Regions from separate parts of the Homo sapiens genome. Here region 2 is linked to region 1. Evidence: read pairs that join two places in POLR2A ChIA-PET (ENCODE). Cell type or tissue: GM12878. All regions are shown on one strand. Each heading gives the region's core, and the rest is flanking DNA. Links, peaks and the distances in the headings are about the cores only.

Evidence for each region. Peaks named below come from ENCODE experiments on the same cell type or tissue, not always from the same donor. Only the 100,000 strongest peaks of a DNase experiment are listed, where the experiment ranks them.
Region 2: POLR2A ChIA-PET joins it to region 1 with 8 read pairs; 2 of 35 experiments call an interaction of 5 or more read pairs at or near these places.

What each region holds. Positions count from the first base shown.
Region 1 is chr3:179,179,426-179,183,825 of GRCh38, forward strand. The region is part of intron 1 of PIK3CA (phosphatidylinositol-4,5-bisphosphate 3-kinase catalytic subunit alpha); the gene reads left to right. Among named protein-coding and RNA genes, the nearest start is that of PIK3CA, 33 kb to the left of the region's middle. In GM12878, for the core only: no CTCF peak of the experiment used is centred there; DNase peaks (open chromatin) are centred at 1,709 and 1,946.
Region 2 is chr3:179,536,736-179,541,135 of GRCh38, forward strand. No RefSeq gene overlaps it. Among named protein-coding and RNA genes, the nearest start is that of ACTL6A, 24 kb to the right of the region's middle. In GM12878, for the core only: no CTCF peak of the experiment used is centred there; no DNase peak of the experiment used is centred there; H3K27me3 peaks cover 166 bases.

The DNA of each region.
Region 1 (4,400 bases), core at 311-4,310:
ATGTAAAGTTAAGACTCAGCAAAACTAATCTATAATTACAGAAACCAAAATGTGATTGCCTGGGGGCAGAGAGAGAAATTAATTGGAAAAGAGCATGACAGAATGTTCTAGGATAATAGAAATGTATATTATATATCTTGTTTTGTGCAGTGGTTACGTGGGTGTAAGAAGTTGTCAAAAGTCATCAAACTTAATGCTTAAGATGTGCAGAGTTCGTTGTATGTTAACTATAGTTCAATTTGAAAAATTAACTACTGAGAAACATTGAAATCCAATGACATTCCTATCCAAATACATATTTGGATAGGAAAAACATCTTGTAAAGATGTCAGTTCTCCCTGTTCTCAAAATAACAAGAAGTTTTGCCTTGATTTTTGTTTTTGAATTTAGCAAAATATTCAAAAGTTCATCTGGAATTATCAGCCAAGTTTAATAAGACTGTGAAGGGACTTTACAGAAGCTACTTGGGCTGAATTTAAAGGATGAGTATGATTAAAATGGCAATAAATGTGAATATGAGGTAAAAGATTATGGAGCATATTTACAAAGGCAAAAAACTGTAAAGGGAAAAGATTGATCTAGTAAGATTAGAGCTTGGAGTGTGGGAAAAATAAGAGAAGAGCACAGTTGTAATGTTTGAGGCTTGAGTCAAGGCTGTATTGCATAGTTACTAGAGATCCACAATATTGTCTTAATTGAGTAATGGTGTAATTAGATATATGTTTTTAGATAGCCAATTCTAGTGACACTGTAGATAATGAAGTGGGTGGGGAGAAATTGGATACTTTGTGCTTTCAGGGCCTCTTGTCTTAGTTCATACTGTCTACTTAACCTGTTGCACTCTTCTCATTCTGTACCTGTCAGAAATCAGGCCCACTTTCTCCTAAAATTACCACGTTCTGCCTTGTAGATTGTTAGATAATAAGGTCTTTTCAACCTCATTTATATACTTCATTTATATACTTGTATGAGTGTTTTTCTCCTCCTTTCCTTTCCATCACCCATCCCTTTGCTTCAGCTGCTAGTGTCTTAATAGAAGGTAATTGCTTAATGAATGCTTGTTGAATTAGAGACAGATCAGTCCTGCATATGAGAACTCTTTTAGGGTCTAATAGTGATAGAGAAGATTGAAAAAAAAAGGTGATGAATTTGAGGGTAATTTAAGGGGTGGAAGTGATGTCATGCAAGAGAGGAGTTGAAAGCACCAAATGTTTTAACCTTGGAGATTGAGAAAGTGGTGATGTCATGAAGAATGTATTCCACATTTGAATAATGAGCAGAGTAAGAGGTACCAACAAATGAAACAATTAAAGGAGGCCATAAAAACAACAGAGATCATTTCAACATTCTATTGAGGAAATTTGGGGGGACACACTTTAATTAAATAATAACATCAGTATTTCTTTACCTTTGTAACTTTTAATTAATGAAGATGTTTTAAGATGAAATATAAAATGTGAACCTGAGAACTGTTTAACATTTAACATTATGGATATACATATCCATGTTTAGAATGTTCTCTGTGTATTAATGCATGATTTTGTCATAAATACCCCACTAGGAAGAGAAAGGTCGGAGAGAGTGTGTGTGTCTCTATGTGTGTGTATTTGTGTGTTTTGTCCTGGCAAAAAGACAAACTGAGAGAACAGAAGAACAAAAGAGCAGTACTGAAAATAGCTAGATTAAAGGTTGTTTTTCTGTCACCACACACCAGATATGGAGAGTAGTAAAAGCAGACAGATGGACAGTTCTGTTAGTTTTGGAGTGTGTGAATAGAGAAAAGAAACATTCTGTTCCTTTTATTCAGAAAAGGAATTTCTAGACTAAATTACTGGTATCAGCAATAAGTTTCATATTCTGACCAAAGAAACATTATTTTTTTTTTACCCTAGGGATAATGACTCATGCTGTTCTCAGAATTTTGCTTTTGTGGAAACTAAAGTGCAGTCATAAATACGGCACTGTTATTTAGATCTTAGTGCTAATGATACTATTGTGAGTAGACTAGTGATGGGTAAGAACACTAGTATTATAAACCCAGTTGTAACAAAGAAACCAAGCACATCTTAATTAGCTGATTCTAGATGGGAAAGTAGATTTTTTAAACAAATTAACTAATTGTTTTAATTCTGTGAATTATGCAATAGAAATAGGACCCATAATTTTATTTTTTTAATACTTCATTATTTTGAGGGGTTTATGTCAGAAGTTAAATTTCTAACTTCCAATATTGACAGTGGAGATAATTAAACATATTTTCTCTGCCTTTTTTCCTTATGTTCCTCAAAATTAGTATAAGTCTACTAAATCATAGTCACATACACCATAAAGCACCTATCAAAAGAGTATCAGCTAGGTGAAGTTCAAAGATTATATTCTAGTTTTATTTTAACCTTTAAAGTCTTGTAATTTAAGAAATAGAGGTTTGAATGTCTTCTTTATATACCATAGTACTAGATGCTCTCACTCTGAATTTTTACCATGTCAGGATACTCCATCACATATTTATCTCTGTAATTATAATTATTGGGCACATACACAAAAGAGTTGTCCTTTACGGTATCTCTGTCCAACCTAAAAACTTTCCCATTTCTCTTCACTTTAATCTCTTCAGTCGTTCCCTTTCCTGAATTACCTCTTTACTCCCTAGTGACGGCTTAAAGTTTTAGATCTTAAAGTTCCCTTTTTCAAACTTTCTTACGTCTTCCTCTGTGCCTTTATTTTAATGTCAGCAGAAGTTAGCTCATGAATCATAACATGTGAAGCAGTTGTTTGGAATAATTGACAGCTTTTAATGACTTATGTTAAATAGCCAGTTTAAAAGTTTTTGTCAGTTGATAAGCTTTATAAAGAAGCATTTTAATGTATTAAATCATTGTAAGTAATTTATTGTTTAACTGCATGCCTTGGGTGGTTAACTAATGTCATACAGAGCATCAGTGAATAAGAGTGGCAGTATTGGCTGGGTGCTATGACTCATGCCTCTAATCCCAGCACTTTGAAAGTCAGAGGCAGAAAGATCACCAGAGCCCAGGAGTTCAAGATCAGCCTGGGCAACATGGCGAGACCCCATCTCTGCATTAAAAAAAATTTAGCTGGGCATGGTAGCACACACAGGTAGTCCTAGTTCCTAGCTACTCGTGAAGCTGAGGCAGGAGAATTGCTTGAGCCTGGGGTTGGGGCTGTAGTGAGCCGTGTTCGTAGCACTGTACTCCAGCCTGGATAACTGAGAGAGACCCTGTCTCAAAAAAAAAGGGTAATATTCTACTCACTGATCATGTATGTTGCTGCTTTTACACAGTTATACCCATTTCAGTTTGTCATTCTCATTGCTTGCTTTTTAAGGTATAGTAATTATAATTTCCAAGATACTTGGTACATTGAACTGTACATAAGTATAAATAAATAGTAAATGCTTGAAAGGGAAAATAAAGACCACTTACTAATATTTCTCTCCCACCATTGAAGTATTTTGGCTGTATTGTATTATCGAAAAGATGGATTTTTTAGAAATCTGTGCTTACATGACTTCACATTGTTGTTGCTTTCATTCATAGAACTTGTCTTCACATCTTAGCTAGGTGACACTTGTGCTGAAATTAAGCTACCCTCTCTCTGATTGCACTTCTGGGAGATCTGAGTTTCTTTGCTTGCCAAAGTTATTACTTCAAGCTTTCCTGTTGTGAAATAGCCCTTTTGCCAGAGATCAAATACTGAAGGATGATAAATCACTATTAGTCAATAATTGCTTGCAATGGACATTTTCATTATTACTAACATAATACTAGGATATTTTGTTATTGCCAGAAAATGGGGCAGATGGCAACCAATTACATCAGGATATAAAGTTATTGTTTGGTCTTTATCATGGAAAAAGCATTGTTATTTAAATCAAATTTTTACTGTATATCATGTCTTTCATCCAATGTCGTAACATCCCAGATAGACTTGGGGTGTATTCACTTAAAAAAATACAATATCTTACGTTCATTAGAGTATAGTTGGAAGAAAATGTATTATTTTTGCAAGAAGCTGTTTATGGATTTATCTGATTAATTTATGTAGAGCCAGGAAAAAGTTGTTTTGACCAATAAATTTGGCATTTGAAATGAGCAGGTTAAGAATAGACATTAAGTGATCACCTTAAGTGCAATAAAATTTCAGTGCACTATACATTCTGTGCTTTATATCTATTTGTAAGAATACCAATAATATATCAATATGGTATAAGAGGAAAGAATAAGAGATTACTATAATAGCTCCTAAGAAAGGAAATCAGTCCAAGGACATAGGCTGAGGTTGTGATGTGGACAAAAAGATAATAGCAAGGATAGATAAATAACTAGACAAAAATGTCAGGGACCTAAGTATTTATATGGCAAACAAGGATACTCAGTACA
Region 2 (4,400 bases), core at 86-4,085, 360 kb after region 1:
GCGCAACCATTCCATTCAAGTAGCTGTGGCATTCCTCATTTAACTGGTTGACCAAGGATAAATATGGGTCTCAGTATCTCAGCTTTGGCTGGATTAGGCTCTGGGTGAGGGGACAAAGTGATTGCTGAACTTCCCCATAGACAGGAAGTGTTGTACTAGTCAGGACTCTTTTGGTTGCAAATGACAGAAATGAAGCCAAAATAGAATAAGCGAAAGCGGGAATTTTTGGTTCTCATAAACTGAGGAAAGGGCAGGGCACAAGTGGGCTTCCAGGGATGCCTGGAAGCAGGAAGTCAAATGCCATTAGGATTACCTGTCCCTGCCCCTTTCTCAGACTGCACAGTGATGGAGAGGCCCGAAGCTCCTTCCAGGCTCACCATTTCAACTTCATCACACATGGGACAGTCCCTGATGTTTTTGTTCCAATTTTACAACTCCTGAATGAGGACTTTGAAGATCCATGCTTGGGTTACTTGCCTAGCCCTGAGATCAGTATTTGTCTAGAACCAACTAGTTGGAGTAAGGACAGGAGCTGTTCTTCAGGAGAGGAGGGAAGTGCTGGGCAGACAGTAACGGGTGACCTCCACAAAGCTCAGACTCCTGAATTGGACCAGCCAGCCTCCTTGAACTGCCCTGATTTATAAGTTGTCTTGGATGAGGACTGACCCCAATTCTCAGTTGCTCAAAAATGCCTTCCCGGGAGGGATAGCATTAGGAGATATACTTAATGCTAAATGACGAGTTAATGGGTGCAGCACACCAGCATGGCACATGTATACATATGTAACTAACCTGCACATTGTGCACATGTACCCTAAAACTTAAAGTATAATAATAATAAAATAAAATAAAATAAAAATGCCTTCCCTACTCACAGTCCTCTCAAATGGATTAGTACTGGCATTTGAGGGGTTTTGAGGGATGGGAAAAGAGATGCCGAGAGAGTTGACTGAGGCATTTGCTTGTTGGTGTTTGAGTTGTTAAACTTTTCTAAAACACCATAGGCATTTTTCAATGGTTTTCATCAAAATAGAGAATGTGGACACATTATTAGAAAAGCAGAAGGAAGTCTGTACAAAAGTTATTTACTCTATAATCAAAATGCTGCTGCCAGGCTACAGAGCAAGACTCTGACTTAAGCTTCAAGGCAGAGGTGGGGTAGGGGTGCTGGGGAGGGAAAAGTACCTAAACTTTCCCTTCCCTGGGAAATGTGCTTTTGGTCAAGATAAGCAGATCTATCCCAGTCCACCCCTCCTTGCCTGTTGTTTTTAGAGCACTGAGCAAATGCAAAGCCGACACCAAAAGAGCCCCAGAAATTTTTTCCTGCCCCTGTGGCTCTGATGCTGTGATCGCTGCTCTTGCCTGCCTTTGTGATACTATAGCAAAGGCCAGTGCTGGGTTAGAAATGGGATTTTAGGCTGCTAACCCAGTTGTCTTGGTAGGAAAGAGCTGGATGGAAGAAGGGAGGAAATGGAAAGGCCCCCTGCAGGCATGGGAAACTGGGAGAACGAGTGAGAAAGTGCTGAAGGGTGCAAACTAGGTTGGGTAACATGGGTTTGGGAGGTGTCATGAGTTGAGTGATATCACTCCCAAATAGATATGGTAAGGCCGTAACCCCTACTGCCTGTGTCTGTTAGGCCATTCTTGCACTGCAATAAAGAAATACTTGAGACTGCGTAATTTATAAGAAAAGAGGTTTAACTGGCTCACAGTTCTGCAGGCTGTCCAGGAAGCACAGCAGCATCTGCTTCTTGGGAGGCCTCAGGAAACTAACAGTCATGGCAGAAGGCAAAGGGGGAGCAGGCTTATCACAGGGTAAGAATGGGAGCAAGAGCAAGAGAATGGGTGGGCAAGGTGCCACATACTTTTAAGTGACCAGATCTTGTGAGATCTTACTATCTTGAAGATAGCACCAAGCCATGAGGGATCCGCCATCATCCAAATACCTCCCATCAGGCCTCACTTCCAGCATTGGGGATTAAAATTCAACATGAGATTTGGGCGGCGACAAATATCTAAATTATATCACTGTGAATGTGTCCTTATTTGGAAATAGGGTCTTTGCAGATGTATTCAAATTAAGACGAGGTCATTACGGTGAACACTAATTCAATTAATTCAACATGACTGGTATCCTTATTAGAGGGCAACATTTGGACATAGAGACAGACTCTCACAGAGGGAAAGCAGTGCAGACACGGGATAATACAGCCCTGCGAGGGGCCACGTGGTGACGGGATGGAGGCAGAGAGATTGGAGTTGGGTTGTCAGAAGCCAGGGAACATCTGAGGCTGCCAGAAGCTGGAAGAGGAAAGGAAAGATCTTCCTCTGAGGCTTCCAAGGGAGCATGGTCCTGCCAACACCTTGATCTTGGACTTCTAGCCTCCAGAACTGTGAGACAATGAATTTCTCACAGTTGTTTGAAGCCACTCCATTTGTGACATTTTGTTGTGAGAGCCCTAGGAAACTGATACAGGGGGTGATGTGGGGTTTAGGGAACCAATACAAAAAAAAAAAAAGAAAAACATTAAAAGACTTCATTGGGAAACCCAGTATGTATAATGTGATAGCATTTATTCATCTATGTAAAATTACAACATAACATATGCATATGTATAAAGAAATTCAAATTAAAAATAGAAAATGAAGAAGAAAAATATCTTCCCCATGTTTTCAGCCAAGTAGAGATTCATTCATTTGGATTCACAGGCATCTATTTTAAAACACAAACATCCCTTGAGATCGTTAACTGGAAGAGTTCATTACATTTCATGTAAAGTTTTGTAATTAGCTAATCAAAATACTTAGCTCTTAATGCTCAGCAGAAACCAGTATAGAGGGCCTTCAAATTTTTGCTTAGGAGGAATGCAAGGGCTGTAGTATCTCAGTATGATTAACTTAACCAGGAGTTCAATATTTTTTTAGGACTAATTCTATTTTAAAAATTTCCCTTGTTATTTGGCTTGTTAAAAATTCTACTATATTTGTTAGGCCGTGTGACCTGATCCTTTGTTAGAAGCACGTAAAGTTTGGAGAACTCTGTAGAATGAAAACCTGGCCAGGCACAGTGGCTCATGCCTGTAATCCCAGCACTTTGGGAGAATTGCTTGAGGCCAGGAGTTCAAGACTAACCTGGGCAACATAATGAGACCCCATCTCTACCTACCCCCAATTTTTTTTTAATCAGTCAGGCATGGTGACTCACACCTATAGTCCTAGCTACTTGGGAGGCTGAGGCTAGAGGATCACTTGGTCCTACACATTTGAAGCTGCAGTGAGCTATGATCATGCCACTGCATTCTACCTGGGATGACAGAGTGAGAGTCTATCTCTGGAAAAAAAAAAAAAAAAAGAAAGAAAGAAAGAAAAATAAAACCTAAATAGTGTTCCTCAGTAAGAGTGCTTTAGACAACAAAGGGACAGGCGAAGGCCAAGTGTCACCTATGGGAGAGTGGCAGTGGTTACTGCCATGGGAAAAGGGAAAATAAGGTGAGAGAAAAATTTTGCCGAGTTTCATCATTATGAAAACTGCTTCTTGATACCGTTTAATGTCATTTGGCTATTACCGTTTTGACTTGCCAGTATCTGTATTGCTAGTTAACAAACTGTTGCAAAAATGCAACTGCTGATACAACGGATCCTGCATCCTAATTCATCCTAATTCTCTGACCCCAAATTTAGTTTGGTCCCACGCTTGGGTAGGTTGTACTCTCTTTTTTGGTTGATTCTACTAGTAACAATTTCTGAATCTTTACGCCAAAGTACTTTCCTTTCACTTCTCCTCAAACTAGAGATGTGTGTGGATGTGTGTCCAGCATGAGGGGTGAGGCAACGGTCACTGAGGAGAAAGTTTGAAATGGCCTGCAGCAAGCAAAAAGTTTGGGATTTTTCCAAAAATTATTTAAATTTTACATTCTACTCAGTGCTTTATCAGTGTTTGTTTTAACATTAAAATGTTTTGGCCGGGTGCGGTGGCTCACGCCTGTAAGACCAGCACTTTGGGAGGCTGAGGTGGGCAGATTACCAGAGGTCGGGAGTTCGAGACCAGCCTGACCAACATGGAGAAACCCCATCTCTACTAAAAAATACAAAATTAGCTGGGCGTGGTGGTGCATACCTGTAATCCCAGCTATTCTAGAAGGCTGAGGCAGGAGAATCACTTGAACCGGGGAGGCAGAGGTTGTGGTGAGCCGAGATCACACCATTGCTCTCCAGCCTGGGCAACAGGAGTGCAAAAAAAAAAAGTTTTCGTATTTTAACCCACACATGGGTTAAATAATGTTTTCATTGACTTTCCTATTAGGTTAATTCCCTTTCTCCATATGCCCCTCTCTTCTGTCTTTGAGCAAAAAAGAGGCTCTGTAAGAAGATATGCCATGTTATGTGCTGTAGCTTAGAGG